Regions from separate parts of the Mus musculus genome. Here region 1 is linked to region 2. The links are chromatin loops, found by intact Hi-C in ENCODE. Cell type or tissue: left cerebral cortex. All regions are shown on one strand.

Region 1 (8,000 bases), 250 kb after region 2:
AGCAGACTCGACCATGCTGACTCCACTGTCAGCTGCTGCCCCGCTCTGTCCTGCGGCCATGCTCTGAAAGCAGGAACCTGCAGCTTCAAGTTCAAGCTCAGCTTTGAGGGGAGCTGGCCCTTCCACGCAGGAGATCGGGTGTTACTGTCCAACAACACAGACCCCCGCAGTGTCCTCCACCTGAAGAGGACTCAGGCCCACAGCTATGATGGGCCAGCATGCCTGACAGGAGACATAGGACTCCAGTCTCTCTAAGCTAGATGACTTCTTGACATGCCTGTCTCGTGTGTAACATGAGAAAAGGGAGGGCTGAGGAATAATGCTCAACAGACAGATACCTGCATACAACAGACAGATACCTGCATACAACAGACAAACAAATACCTGCATACAATAGATACCTGCATACAACAGACAGATTCCTGCATACAACAGACAAACAAATACCTGCATACAATAGATACCTGCATACAACAGACATACCTGCATATAACAGACAGATACCTGCATACAACAGACAGACAGATACCTGCATACAACAGACAGATACCTGCATACAACAGACAGATACCTACATGGGAAAAATCTAAAAAATAATTCAAATGAAGCCACTACAGGGAGCACTACTGTGACCTTAGAACAAGCTGATAAAACCGTCCTCTTCCTTCTGTTGTTGAGTTATATGTTCATAATTAACAGAAACCAGCTACTGTTTCACACACATGCACACACACACACAGAAGCACACACACACATGCACACACTATACACAAACACAGGCACACACACATATGCACACACCACAAACACACACAGGCACACACACAGGCACACCACACACACACACACACACACACACACACACACACACACGGGTGCACGGGCACACTTGCACGTACACACACACATGCACTTGCACATGGAGCTCTAGGGCTCCCACACTGCCCTACTGAGTGCACAGGCTTCCGTACCTTCCAGAACTTGTCATTACAATGGATCAGGTGGTGGTCAGCCCATGGCCTGCACATCTATCTAATGGGAACAGAGAACTCACCAAATATCAATTTTGAGTCCGTTGGAAACTAAGAACTGAATGGTGTCCACATGGCCACACAGGTGGAGGGCCGTGTTCCCCTGGTAATCTGTGGCCAGTGGATCAGCTCCAAACTTATGCAGCAGCTGGCAGATGTCCACATTCCCTCGGGCCGCGGCGAGGTGAAGGCCCGTTCTGCCTCTGCTGTCTCGGATATTTGGATCAAAGCCACTTTCCAAAAGCCTCTTGGAATAGGTGAAGTCCCCATCGATGCAAGCTTGGAGCAAGGGCACGTTAGTCTGTGAAGAATCATTCACAAAAACGTAGGACATCGTCTGTGGTGGACGGCCACTCCTGCAGTGGAAGGAGGCGAGGGACAGCTGGTGAGGCCTGTGGCAGGCAGGCAGGCAGAGGAACTCTATCACCATTCTTATCTCACGCTTGGAATACATTTCCTTACCAAACAAACAACAATCACAAAAGTATCTACTGTGTCTTATTTTCCGCTAAAAGAATTCCTTTTCTTCATATCTGCAGGATCAAAGTGGCAATTAAATTACTGTAAAACTCTTCATTTTTATCACAATAAAGGGCTGAAATATTTTTAAAGCTAAAATACAATTAGATTTTAAGTCATGACCTTAAAAGGGAACTCGTGTGAACTTTGAGCTGTAGAACGAGCCATCGCTACGTGTGCACATTACAGCTGGCACTCTTACTGCGTGGAAATTCTTCTTCAGACTCTTCCTTCTTACGAGAGATGCTCTATAGAGCTAACAAAAGTACCCGTGGGGAAAGCCCACGAGCCAACGCAATCTACCCTGCAGAACACTCTATCTGAGGTGCAGGACTTAAGACTTCGTTTTAAAAGTTAAAGGAACCAACACACTGATTTTTAAATGTCATTAAATCAACAGACTTCTACAGAATTAACCTCTTCTGCTGTCTTATGGTCACCTCAGTACTCGGTTTTTCGAAACTCCCAGTGTCTAAGAACTGAGATGAGGAAGACAGACACAGGCCAAGGCAGCAGCTGTGCCCAGGGTACAATTCACAGCACCAAAGCCCCCACTCCACCTGGGTTCTGTGATCTGAATTCCCTGGAGGCTAGGCACATAGTAGGCAGCTCTAGTACCAAGTCCCATTAGTGTTCCAGAGAGCTCGCACTGAAAAGCTAGCCCTGTGCTGCCTTAGCCACGGTGTGCTGCCTTAGCCACAGCCCACCCTGCTTCACCAGCTCTCTCCTGCCCTTCACTTCAGCTGAGAAGAAAGTCAAGTCTCTCAAAAGGAACTCTGAAGAGAGACAGCAACGCAGAGACCGGGTGTTTACAGAGAAGGCTCTTTAAAAACAATTCATTTATTTTTCTATCATGTGTATGTCTGTGCACACCATGTGTGCATGCCACTGTACATGTGAGAGGGCCAGAGAACAGCTTGTGGAAATTGGTTCTCTCCTTCTACCATGTGGGTCCCAGGCATCAAACTCAGGCCATCCAACTGGGCTGCAAGCAGCTTTATCTTCTGCGCCATCTTGCCAGCCCCTGTGGAGAAGGCTCTAATTCACAGGCTCAGCTTGCACAGTTTCTCAGGTGAAATCTGCCTGGAACACTAATGGAACTGGGTACTAGGCCAACTGACTGTATCTAAGCCCCTTCCCGAGGGTCCGGGAGTGCAGAGCCCAGAGGCACCGAGCCTGGCAGGTTCTCAGCCTCTCTATTCGGCTCTGCAGCCCAGGCTGCCTGGCTCCAGAGCACTGTGTCTACCTCCTCTTGGCTCTGAGGCAGGCATCAGCCCGTACACACTGAGGACCTGTTCCTTCTGTCCCTCCAGTGCTGGGCCCAATGGAGCAGGCATATACTTGGGGTTTTTACTGAATGTTATGTAACCCTAACAACTTCAAGCTAAGTTTCACTCTCCATGAATTTCTGGAAGAGTCCCTTTAGACTTCAGGCCAAGGAGATGGGTGGTCTTCCTGGTCTTTCAGACAGAGACCTGGCAGAAATGTGCAGGGTTATACAGAAAAGACTAGAGACAAGCAATCAAGGAATGTCACCTATAACAAGGTGCAGTGTGATAAAGAGCGCACTGTTCCGTGACACACACGGCCAGGGGGCCTGTGCACATTCCCCAGAACACCTGAGGTGAAGCAGCCACTGGCCAGGCCACCCAAGTGACGGCCAGGCACTCAACTCGGGAGTGAGAAGGAGAGTACAGGGGCGTGACTGTGACATGGAGCTGTGACTACTGACAAAGTGCAGGCAGGAAAGAGTCCTCCATGTGTCATCTTCAGGGAGAAGCCGGGCTCTGGAAGTCACCCTCAGCCTCTGGATTCTCAATGCATATTGGCCACAGAGTAAGTGGAAGCTAACCTCTAACTTTAGCTGATTGATTTTTGCAGGGTCATGAAATTGGAGCCCAGGGCTTTGCAAAAGCAAGGTCAACCACTGAGCTACCCTAGCTCCACAAATAACTCTTAGAAAGAAAATGCTGTTCATAAGTGGGGGAAAGGTTCGCAAAGACCCGGAGCATATAGCTCTGCCAGACAAACGGTCTGGCTCTTGTCTCTGCAGCAGCCCCTGCACTTGCCAGGCCTTGTTCTTAAATCGCTTGTCACCCACCCTCAGACTTCCCTTGGGCCCATTTGGTGCAGCAGTGTACCCGGCTCAATTCCTATGAAGAACTGTTGAAGCAGGGTGCTGGGCAGCAGCCTGGGTCACAGAAGCGCAGCATCAATCACTAAACATTCACTGTGCCTGAAATCCGTCATTTGAGCTGGTTGTACTTAAAGTCCAAATCCAAGAGAAGCAGGAGGGAGAGATCTGAAGTCTGACCCATGCGAGGAGCAACTCTTAGGACTGTAGAGCCAGTTTTCTTGTTGCTGGGAGCTGACAAAGTTTGGCCACCCAATCCAGATGTGTGTGGTGCTGCGCTGCCTGGGAGTGAAACCAGTTTGGATCCTTCTCAGCTGTGTGACTTAGTCCTCAGGCTGCAGTTATTACAGTCCCAGGCACTACAGTACCCTGCTGTGCGGGAAGCAAACTTGAAAGGCATGTCCATCCCTGGGTAACAGAGTAGCTTCTAGCAATGGGGTGACATCTAGTGGGGAGAAAAACCTTCCAAGAACTGGCAGAGTAAAAACACAACATCTGGAGTAGCCTACAATGGGGGCAGCCAAGCCCCAGAAAGCACACTGGCTGTCACGGAGGCCCTGGTTTGTAAGGGCAGTGTGCATGAGGCCTGCCCACAGACAGGCACACAGGCAGACTTGTGGGCACTGCCATAGAAGTATGCGGTCAGGTGTGAGGGGTGGTGCAGTCTCAGAACTCTTGCCCTGCGTGCAGCACTGATGCCATCACTCACCCTACCCTAGCTGTCCTTCAGGCCTCAGCTGTGACCGAAACCTAAACAACAAGCAAGGAGGTTTGGGTAGAAGCTTGAGAGCTGCCGACTTGATGGTAAGTTCTATGGAACATGATTTTCCATTTACATCCCAAATTCTAGATTCACAGTCTTGGATCAAAGTACACAAGTTCTAGGATCAAATTCTTCATGGCCGGAAACTAATGGGAAGTGACGTGCTTTCGTCTGGGCTGTGCTGGAAGCCTTACATTTCTTTCCCTATCCAGAATCAAGAATCAAGTTCATACAGTATGGATTTGATTTTCATTTTGAAAGTCACTGGGAAAGCATGAATAAGTGCGACAATCCTGGTTCAAATGCACTGGTGACATCACACCTATGGAGGAGCAATTAGAAGCAGGTATTAAAGCTAAGATGCCGGAGCAAAATGTATACAAAACTGGCATGTTGGGGAAGGGGGCCATGAGATCTCAGTGCACAAGGCAGGGAGGGCTGTGGGGAGGACTTTGGGGAGGGCCGAGGGGAGGGCTGCGGGGAGGACTGTGAGATCTCAGTGCATACGCTGCCTAACATCACAGAAAGCAGCAGAGGGAAGTAGTGTGTGGGAGAGGGAGCCCAACCTGGAGTCTCCGTGCTCTTGGTTGTTCTTATCCCTGTAAAGGAGTCCAGTGGCTTCCAGTTAGAAAGCAACCACCCATGCCCGTGCGCACTCCTAGATCTCCCAGGGAGCGGCGACTGCTCATAACCCAAGTGGACACACACCACAGACCTCAGGCCAGGGGATAGACACACGTGTTCACATTCCAAATGGACTCCCTCATCCCAAGAACAATCCAGCTCTGCAGGGTCACTGCTCCACAGGAAGCAGCCGGCACAGCGTTCTGAAAGCAATCCTGTCGTCACTGAATACAAGTAAGGTTTTGTGGAACAACAATAACAAAGTCTTTGACAATGTCCTCTAGTGGACAGGACGTGACTGAATTCCTGGCCTTGCTGTGCCTAAGCATTTCTCACTGTCTGAGATAACAAGAAACTAAAATCACTAAGACAGGGGCGTCTGCTGTATTCTGGCAATATTTAGATTATTTATTGCTTTATTGACTAGAGTTTAGTCACAACTCAACTTTTTTAGAAAAGATAATAGATTTAAATCAATCTAAATAAATCTCCATAAAAGTAATCATTGCTAGTTTAGATAGGTTAATACTTTTGTTTTCTAGATTCTTTGCTATGTAAGTCTGCAGTGTCTGAAACTCTCACTACATGGGGTCCTTTTCAGTTTATGATCTATACTGAACTGCCTGGACATTAAAGGCCTGGGAGGTGGAGCCTTCTATGTTCTGCCCCTCGCTGATAGACAACGGCTGATTTAACAGCATTTCTCATATCCAACAGTGACACCTTGTGAGGCATCAGCGTGGTTTAGTTTTAGAGACAGCCTTGCCTTGTACGTGAAAATAGAATTATGCAGTGGCTGGCAGGTGCTGCATCCTTCAGGCAAAGCCTCTATCTGAACAACACGGGGAGCGACTTCTTCCTTCACACAGCCGCGAAGACGGTCTAGTAGACATCTCTGGGCTGTCTGACTGCCATGAGGCTACACACATCATAGTATTACACCAAGTGACCTTTATAGACCCTTAAAACCCAGCCACTCTTACAAAGTTGGTATGCTACCCCGGAGGCCTCGGTTGGACCTAACACATAACTGCAAGCGGCCAGCTTTCCTTCCCAACAGCTGTTAAAACAGCATTGTTGCTAAATGACCCTGAATTGGGAGAAGGCCCTGGCACACAGCTGTTGGATGTCTAAAGCTGAAACCTCTCTGATGGCCGGGAAGTATCTCATCGTTACAGGGAGCTCTGGCTCGCTCCTCTCTTGGCGATGATGTGTAGGGGTCATCTTTTGAGACCTAGTGAGGTAGGATGAGTTCAAGGACCAGGATGTAATAAGAAAATGAGGAGTTTTCTCCTTCTCACAATGCCAAGCCCAGATAATGGGCTAAGACTACGTAAGGGATCCCAGGCAGGCATCAGGTTGTAGCTGAATCATTCTGTCACGTAGGAAACTGTGGTGGGGTGGAAAGCGGGGAATGCCTGTAACTGAGGCAGAGCAGATCCAGCAAGTCCTGGAGTTCCTCCAACAGAATACTTTCAAGTAGAAGAGGAACAAATCAAAGCAAGTCTCCATTCCACTAAGCCAGCCTGCGCACAGCCTCTCCCAGCAAGGTGTCACACAGGCAGGCGGGTGCAGTCTCTCAGAGCTCTGGGGAGTCTTTCAGAGACACGGACTGAGTCTGGCAGGTCCCACGTCAGCACCCAGGAATTATGGATATGTGGTGGGGGTAGCGCTGTGCATGTGTAGAGAGGTCAGAGGCGCAGGCTCCCCTGGAAGTGGAGTTTCAGGAGGCTTTGAGTCACCGCACATAAGTGGGTCCGCTGGAAGAGCACACTACTCTCTTAGCCACGGAGCCGTCTCTGCAGCCTCCACTCCGGCTATCTGTACAGACTGTTCAGAAGCTCAAAGGTCAGTGTGGCAGCACAGGGAGAACGAGCTCCCTGAACGCAGAGCACTCCCTACACAGCCACACTCAGACCCGCCAGCCTCAACTGTGAATAATATCTCCTGCCTGGGCGGATCATCCAGTGGAGACTCAGACCCCAGGAGTTAAAGCTCCTTGCTATTTTACATACATGCCTGAGTTCTCTTCCAGTTCTTATTCACTATCTCTTAAAACCACATTTTGTCATTCACACTATGACTAATACTAAGGAGACTGGCGATAATGGTAAATGTTCTCACTTTTCAAAATGTTCCGTATGACCTGTCACTAGAGACGTGACAAACTAACTCTTAACAATTCTTTCTTTAAAGTTTGAATAGCTGCTACTCTGAGCGCTGTTCTGGCACTCAAGAGGACCACACTGTTCAGAAAGGTCACGGTGACATGAGAATTGTTCTTGAAGAGGCTTTTAGAAGACGATGACCTCACGGGCTCCAGATGCTATAACAAGTTTCTTACTGTTGAGCTCATGGGACAAATTATACCCCAGAAGGCACAGGTTTTGGATTCTGGAAAGTGAAATGAATCAGAAATGTTTTGTATCTTAAGCTACAGAGGCATAAGAAGAAACAGCGACAAATTAAAGCCATGCTTCAGGTTCAAGACAGCTTGAAAATATGACTTTGGCCTTCAGCCTGTCTCTCCAGCAATACTCATCCTTTCTTCTACCTGGACTGAGCTGATCTTGGTTTGTAGCTATGGTTTATCAGGTGATTATAGGTGTTACCACCACTTCAGAAACAGATACACCCGGGAGGCCTCACCACCCTCATAGCTGCCACTCCTGGTTGTAATGCACAGGGATATCTGACCATCTAAAGGCCCCCCCCTCACTTTATGGATATTTCTTCTATATCCTTCAGTCTCTGCCTGAGCCCCCTCTAGGGACCAAACAGGGAGAAATCTCTGGCACACCTGCTGCCAAGGCTCCAGCCAGCTTCAAGGCCGCTGCTGGCACCGTCCCTGCTGGTCTTACTCAGAACACCCTCTGATCCCCGGTTACTGACTTCCTACTCCAATACCACAGGCTTCTGCTCTAATTCT
Region 2 (8,000 bases):
ACACTGTACATACAATTTAGGGCTAGAGTTTGATCAAGATCAGGTCTGAATGATACAATCAGACAAACTAACAAGACATCTATCACATGCAACACACAAATACAATGCACATACAAACATCAACAGATAGCAAGGCATGATCTTTTGTGAATCTAATTATAATACTTGGGAGGCTGAGGCAGGAGAATCATGAGTTCAACAACAACCTGAACCAACCAACCAACCAACCAACCAAACAAACAAACAAACAAAAACATACTAAAAATACAAACAAAAAACCAACTTCCCCCCCAAACAAAACTAACCAAATAAAAATCCAAAAACCAGAGTCCTATAAGTAAAACAGGCTGGCAGGATGGCTCAGCAGGTAAAGGTGCTTTGTGGCACAAGCCTGAGAACCTGCGTTTTATCTTAAAGACCCAAATAAAAGTAGAAGAACAGAACTACTTCAAAAAGTTGTGATCTATATTTGAATGTTATGTGCGCCCCATCAAATATTAATTTTTTGGGGGGGGTTTCAAGACAGGGTTTCTCTGTATAGCCCTGGCTGTCCTGAAACTCACTTTGTAGACCAGCCTGGCCTCGAACTCAGAAATCTGCCTGCCTCTGCCTCTCGAGTGCTGGGATTAAAGGCGTGCGCCACCACACCCGGCTCATATATTAATTTTTAAAAACAATAAAAAATTTACCTTTATAGCTTTGTATAAATTCAAAAAATTTCCAAAACACAGTGTTCATAAAATAGAAGCTGGGCATGGTGGTGAATGCCTGCAATTCCAGCACTCAAAAGAAGCAGAGGCTGAAGGATCTCTGAGTTCAAGTCCAGCCTGGTTTAGCATAGTAAGTTCCAGGACAGCTAGAACTAAAAAGAAGAAAAAGATAAAAAAGAATCCACAGGGAGGAGGGGAATAAAGGTGGAAATCTGCCATGGAGAAAAAGGTTAGTTCTAATATTGTTGGTTAAGAAATTCAGCAAGTATTTTCTTTGGGCTAACTCAGAATCATCTCAATGGCTTGTAACGTTGATGAATTTTGCAACATATCAAATGTGATGGCTTTACATAGTAAAAATTACATCTGGAATTAAAATTCAATCAGGTGAACACATTTGTGAGGGATTGTTCGGAATTAAATCATTTGAAATGGCCAGACCCACCTTTAACCTGGATCTTGAGGTAGGAAGATCTGTCTACCTTTAGTGTGAGCCATGCCTTCTAGAGGCAGCCTAGATAAAAAACATGAAAAAGGAAGCTTTTGCAGTTTGCAAAAGTGAAGTCTATTCTTTCACTGGCATTAGAGCCTACTTCTTTGGGATTCTGTCATATACAGAAGACCAGGTGAGACATCAGCCTTATGGACTAAATAGTTACGGTATTCTTGGAGTGTTACTGGTAGACAAACATTGTTCGACTAGCTGGACCACAGCCTGTAGTAAGCCACAAATCTCCTTTTCTATTTGTATAGATTCATTTTATCAATTCTGTCCCTATAGAGAACCCCAACTAATATAACAAATGAGTAATCCATTGTTGTAAAAATTCCTGGGCACACACCAAATCCATTAGTATTTACATTTATTTCATGTCTGCTGTTCACACACTCATTACTGAACAAAATTGGAATGCAAACAAATGTACAAATACCATAATGAGCAGTATCAGCTAAAAGAGCTGGCACTAGTGTTCTCTAAGCAGATTAATGGATGCAGCGAGGAAAACGACGGACGGCACACGGCTGCAGCCCGGACATTTTCCTTGTTTACCAAAAGAAAATGCTCAGTAGCACCATAATGGTAACACTTAGAGGAAACACCTAAGGTGGAGTACTTGACCACTATGAGGTTAGTCTGCCGGGAGAGCTGTGTGGGAAGTCAATAGTGCAGGCAGTATTTTGGCCAACTTCTGCTCGTGTCAGCTGAACATCCCCCGTAAACAAAAGGAAAAGGAAACAAAGCCACACGTAGACCTTTTATATAAGCTTGGTACAAGCTCTGCATTGTTTTGATTTCATGGTTCAAAAAGATATACATGTTAAAAATTGAGGTTATGTAACGTTAAATTTACTAAAGCCTGAGTGTGTCTTTGGTAGGTGAATACTTTTTCAGTGTAGTTAATAATCACATTCATGTTTACCTATTTCCTGTATTTTTCTATATAATCCAAGGTGACTAGAGAAGACATTATGGGAAATGATAGAGAAAAATCCTCAAATGACGAGGCTCATAAAACCCAGTCTCTCCCAAAGGCACCAAGAATCAAAGGGCACTAACTTGCCTTAGTGACAGGTGACTGTAATACTTCCATCCTAATGGGACCGTCTTCTGCCACTGTCAGTCCCTTAGTTACCTTTTACCGTCTTCTAAAATGGCAACAACCACACTTGAGATATGTAACAGTACCAAGTATTTCTACTTCAGAGTTGTGCAAAAACTGCCACCATCTTGCTCAAGTGTCTAAGTATCCAAATGGTTACCAATGGGCTGCATTAAGCTTGATATCCACATTGCATATGAAGAAATGAAATTTCAGCTCAGTTATGAAGAGAAATGTTACCAAGAGGATCATGTACTGAGTAATCTGCCACGTTCCATCCCTTAGTGGTTTCAATAAAATGTCACTAACCACTCATCCCTAAGCCTCCATCTTCCTTAAGAATGCCGTAGAACAGTGTTAGTATCATACGGTTATAAATTAAGTCAAATTTCTATCTAAATACACAGGTATGTGCATCAAGCAGTGTTTTGTGACAAGAACACAAAACATGCCTTTTTCTTATGTTACTATCTTGTACTAACGCACTTTAAAGCCTTCAATTCATAATTTGGTAATTAATATCAACATGAAACACAATGCTTTGCTAGACATACAAAATGTATTTGCATTACGATTATGAAACCTGGCTTTTGCTGGTAACTTAAGCTTAACAGTCGCACATGGTTCAACCAGCTCCCAACACGGTTGTTCAGTGGTTCTTACTCTGCAGCATTCACGGGCCTAAATTTCAGTCTGGACAGCAACTTTCAGGTCTGCTGTCTGGTGCGAGTGGTTATTATTTGTCTCTCTCAGTGCATCACCAAAACACAAATCCACCATAGGCTTCCCCCCACTTCTGCTGGTGCCATGCTCGTCTGCAGCATGGCTGGGCTGTGGGACATCTGAACAGGAAGCAGCTTTGGAAAGCAGAGCGCTGCTGCACTGGTGTGGTGAGTTCTCCAGTCGGTCGTTTTCTACCTCAGGAAGGGTGTTCACAGCTGTGAAGCGGGCGTGGCAATCACTGGAGCCGTGACTACAGGACGTTCTCATGCTTTCTAAGTCTGAGCAGCTAAATTCAGAAAAATGACTGGAGTGGGAATCTGCTACAGACGGCATGCTGTCACTGAGGGATGGCGCCTCAAACTCACTTGAGTTCGTGCTTTGTTGCTCTAACAACTGTGCATCCATGTCCTCTCTGGTCTCATTGATCTTCATGTTACCCTTTTTCCTCAGTTTACCACTTTTTGACTTTTTTCCTCCTGTTGCTTCCTTGGACCACTTGGTAGCACTGGATTTACCTTCGGGCAAGCCACTGGACGCCCCGCCTGTGTGGCCTCGGGTAGCACCACTGTCATCCACACTGCTGCTTCCACTGTTGTGTCGGAACTTGAATGGCTTTGACTCAATATCCACTTGCACTTCCATGCTGTTCCCTTCTCTGAAATGAGAGTAACAGAAATAAAGCTAAGTCTGGCTTCACTTGTATTTCTGTGGGGATGAGAACAAAGGCAGAGAGGCTTTTCCATGAGAATTCTAAAGCCTACACAGAGAAGCTGTTGGAGCATTTTAATGCAGATTACATTCTACTAACAAAACCACAAGTAAGAGGACCGTCCTTGTTGTGTTTGAGACAGGGTGTAACTGACTATGCAACCTGGCTGATCTAGAACTTAAGAGAGCTGTCTGCCTCTGCCTCCTGAGTGCTGGGATTAAAGGTGTACATCACTATGAACACTGCCAAGAGGATCATCTTAATACTTCTTTTAAAATACACACACACACACACACACACACACACACACACACACACACACACACACACACATGAGCGATGAGCGAGCAGGTGCCAGCAGAGGCCAGGAGAGTATCTGAATATGGCAGCAGAGGCCAGAAGAGGGCATGAGACCCCCAGAGACTGGAGTTACAGGTAGCTATGAATCACTAACGTGGGCTCAGTGAGAACTGAACCTAGGTGTTCTAGAAAAGGGGTACGGACTGCTGAGCCTTCTCTCCAACCCAATCAGGCCAAGTTCCCACTATAGTGGGAATAACATAAACGTCTGTAAAACCCAGTTCCCAGCATAGAATAGCAGAGGCCTTGTTACCAAGAGATAAAAATAACACCCAACTGCTGCTAAGTCTTGAGCTAGCATGATGTTAGCTGATTGCAAATGTCTGATTGGGTTGTATTTTGAAGTGATTTAGGGGGAAAATTGACCATGAAGCAAGAACGTAATGAACTGAGCACTTCAATGGGTAAATGGATGAGGTCAACTCACTGCTAAGTTCAACAAGTGGTGATATTTTACACAATTCTTACTCTGAGGAGGGAGAATTTAGCAAGGATTAACCTTTCTCTTTTTGATTTAAGTGATGATTATGAAGAAGCACTGAGTGAAAATGAAAGTAGTGATTCTAAAAATCAAAGACAGTGTTGGAAGAAGGGGGCGTGCCTGTGCCCCTCAACCAAGTGACAGGGGAGATCCTGGTGTGCTCAATGAGGGATGGACTAGCAACTCTGTGGCACCAAATGTGGATCTAAGCGTCAGTAAGGATAATAATGGGCCAGTGAACAGTCCAGGTCATGTCACTGAAGAAAGCATGGGCACAGATCTTCTCTCCTTGTTTATCAGGGACCACAGGCTACCATTTCCCTGAAATTCTGCTGGGCACTTCAAGTGACTATGTGTGTGCTATGTCCTGTGTGCATGGAGAAGCCCTTACGTACAACAGATAGAACCCTGGAGTATCATACAAGGACAACCTACACAAGAGATTCAAGACCAAGGTTCTGGTGCACACACTACAAAAAGTACCTGTGCTTTTTGACCTGAGTCAAGGAAGGCTCTCCCCGTTGGGCAGCCTGGCACACAGAAGCTGGAGTACCAGCGATAGAAGCAAGGCAGACCTACTTTCTACAATCTCTCCAAGTTTCATCTAAATCTAACCACTGTTAATGCATGTTATTAACAGTTTTCTGAAGTCTCTCTCTACTTTTCTTCTTTCTTTTTTTTCAAACTTTTGCTCAGGAGGTCAGGCTGTGGGTTAATTAAACGCAGGGTCTCAGGTCTGGTAGGGCTAATGCTTCACGTTTAAAAACAGCAGTAGGTACATTTACTGTTTTTCTGTTGTGGGCACAGCCATCAGCATTTCCTACCTCAGGACATTTTTCATCATTCAGCCTGTGTCTACACCACAGGCCTCTCCTCCCTGCTCTTCACAGCCACACAGTTCTACACCACAGGCCTCTCCTCCCTGCTCTTCACAGCCACACAGTTCTATACCACAGGCCTCTCCTCCCTGCTCTTCACAACCACAGTTACTTTTTCCCTTAACGGAGTTCTTCCTCTGAACAGCTCACTGTTTTCTCAGAGACTGTGCCCACTGACAGGGATAATTCCTTTTAATTTAAATTTTAAAAAACGCTCTGATCTTATAGGAAGAAGCACGCTTTCTTACCTGTCCAGAGGGATGTAGGAGTTGAGAATGGATCCCGCCATTGCTTTGGTGCTGGCGTTATCACTAACTGTTCCCAAGCTCACTGTGCCAGACTCTCCACTGAGACTACACCGTTCTTTCTGTACGTCTGCTTGTACTTCCAACCTTAAAGGGAAAGGTTATATAAGCCCTCCATCATTTATAGCTTAGCAATCATAATGCCTATCTTTATATATAAGTCAGATAAAAGCTTCAGTAATGAAGTGTTAGACACTGCAACTCTTCGGTTCCCATTTGTTTGACGATACAGATAATAATGTGGTATACTGAACAACATCCGCCCAAGAGAGTCAAGAGAACATGACCAAAAGGAGAAAAACAAACAAAAACATCTTAAAGCTCTCCTTCATTTTCACTAGGATACAGTCCTTTGTCATGTTTCAATACACAATACAAAGTCAGAATATACTGACTGATAAACATAAAAAAATCAGCAAGTAATTAAAAAAATTATTATCCTCTATTAACTGCATATGGTAGCAAGCATCTTTAATCCTATCCCCTTAGGAGACAAAGGCAGGCTGATCATTTGAGTTTGAGGGCAGCCTGGCCTATATGTTGAGTTTTAGGTTAGCCAGGGCTATATAGTGAGACTCCATCTCAAATAATAATGAAAAAAAAAATTCTATACTGAAAGGGTTCTAATAAACAACTTCAGCCCACATCTGATTGTGTAATAAGAGGTAACAATATATACGACTACAATTAATTTCTGTCCAACTATAAACTACCCAAACTAAACTGATTTATCTTTTAATTCATCTACCTTCCTTCACATAAAAAAGCTAAAACAGAAATGGTGAATCAGAAAAACAAACAAAACAAGGTAAGATAATTATGTTAATTTTTCCTTGTATCTCTATGGGTATGAGTGAGACTTAGTGAGAGATGGTCATTGTCACTTTAGGGTGCAGGGCGACTGACTGCTCCAGGCTGGTGTCAGGATCTGGGGCACCGGCGGGTCAAGTCTCCCTCCCTCCCTCGGACATTCAGTCTGTCCCACAGAAGCAGGGACCAGGCAAGTCATGGCCTTCCCTTCACTCACACAGCTCCAGCAATTAGGTGAGCTTTAACAGGGGCAATGTTATTCCTCAGGACTTAGTTTTTATTCCATCAGTATCAAGTACAGTAAAAAAACACAAAATACAAAAAACAACAACAAAAAAATCTTATCAACTTTCCCCAAATTTTATTTTTTAACCTTAGGATAATTATCATGCTTTGTATTTAAATTGTTCATCTAATTAATATCTGGTCTTTAACAAAACAAAGCAAACAGCTCTTACTTACCTGTTGAAACAGTTTACCATGGCACTTCCCGACAGACTGCCCGTGATACTAGCTCCAGCTAATGCCATGGTGCTCGCTGTCTCACTCAGGTTGTCTCTAATGGTGCCTATTCGATCCATGTGGCTTCCACTTGCACTCAAACTGCCAGTCAGGCCGCCGACACTTCCCTCTCCTATGCTAGGGTTGTGCCTTGCTTCTGCTACTGATGTTGTATCTGAATGTAAAATAATTCAAGAAATGAAATAGGAGTGACCCCTTCCTCATGTTCCTGGCTTTCAACTCCTACATCATCTCAGACTACAAAGGACAAACTACATCCATGCTTAGGCATAAAGAGAACTAGTTCAGGGTGTGCAGCTCAATTTGATACTGGCCTTAAATTGAAGATGTCATTTTCTTATTTTGTTGGCTAATTCCAGAAGTTGTAGGAATTTTAAATGAACTATTTAATATGTCTCCCTGGCCAGCATGGGGTTCCAGTGAGAGATCCTATTTTCTAGATCAGTAAAGATGGGGAAAGAAGTTGATTTCATAGTTTATAGTTCTAATTGTCTATAACTACTGTAAGACATGTTAGCATTATGTTGTAATTTTACAGTACTATTCACATGCTTTGTATTGAGGAATTTACTTATTTATGCCAGTATTTGGGTTTCTATTACACATCCAATCATAGTGTAACAAAGCTATCAGAACCACTGGAGGTAAGAGAGTAAGGAGAGATGGTGGCACACATGTGTAAGCCCTGCACACAGCTTTTAGGATATGACCATGAAGCCCTCTTATAAGGTCGCATTTGTAAGGCAGGGAAAAAGTATGCCATAGAATTATCTGAGAGAAGAGTATTCCAGGCAGAGGCAACCACAAGTTTAAAAGCCTAGAAACAGGAGTGTAACTGTCATCTTTGAGGAGAGGTGGGGTAAGACAGGATGGGAAGGGGTGTATGCAGATAGTCAGGGTA

What was found. Peaks named below come from ENCODE experiments on the same cell type or tissue, not always from the same donor. Only the 100,000 strongest peaks of a DNase experiment are listed, where the experiment ranks them.
Region 1: a loop joins it to region 2, with 2.6 times the contacts of the local background. A loop is called at or near these places in 3 of 42 quality-filtered maps.

What each region holds. Positions count from the first base shown.
Region 1 is chr15:36,484,741-36,492,740 of GRCm38, forward strand. Ankrd46 (ankyrin repeat domain 46) reads right to left here. Exons shown (of 5, transcript NM_175134.4): 3 at 1,055-1,387. The coding sequence starts at 1,365. Among named protein-coding and RNA genes, the nearest start is that of Ankrd46, 8.0 kb to the right of the region's middle. In left cerebral cortex, CTCF peaks have their summits at 4,130 (motif pointing left) and 5,360 (motif pointing left); DNase peaks (open chromatin) are centred at 4,130, 5,207 and 6,567; H3K27ac peaks cover 1,185 bases.
Region 2 is chr15:36,238,377-36,246,376 of GRCm38, forward strand. Rnf19a (ring finger protein 19A) reads right to left here. Exons shown (of 10, transcript NM_013923.2): 8 at 7,040-7,253; 9 at 5,711-5,854; 10 at 1,558-3,689. The coding sequence ends at 2,993. Mir8097 (microRNA 8097) reads right to left here and starts at 1,788; the gene lies at 1,670-1,788. In left cerebral cortex, no CTCF peak of the experiment used is centred here; a DNase peak (open chromatin) is centred at 4,310.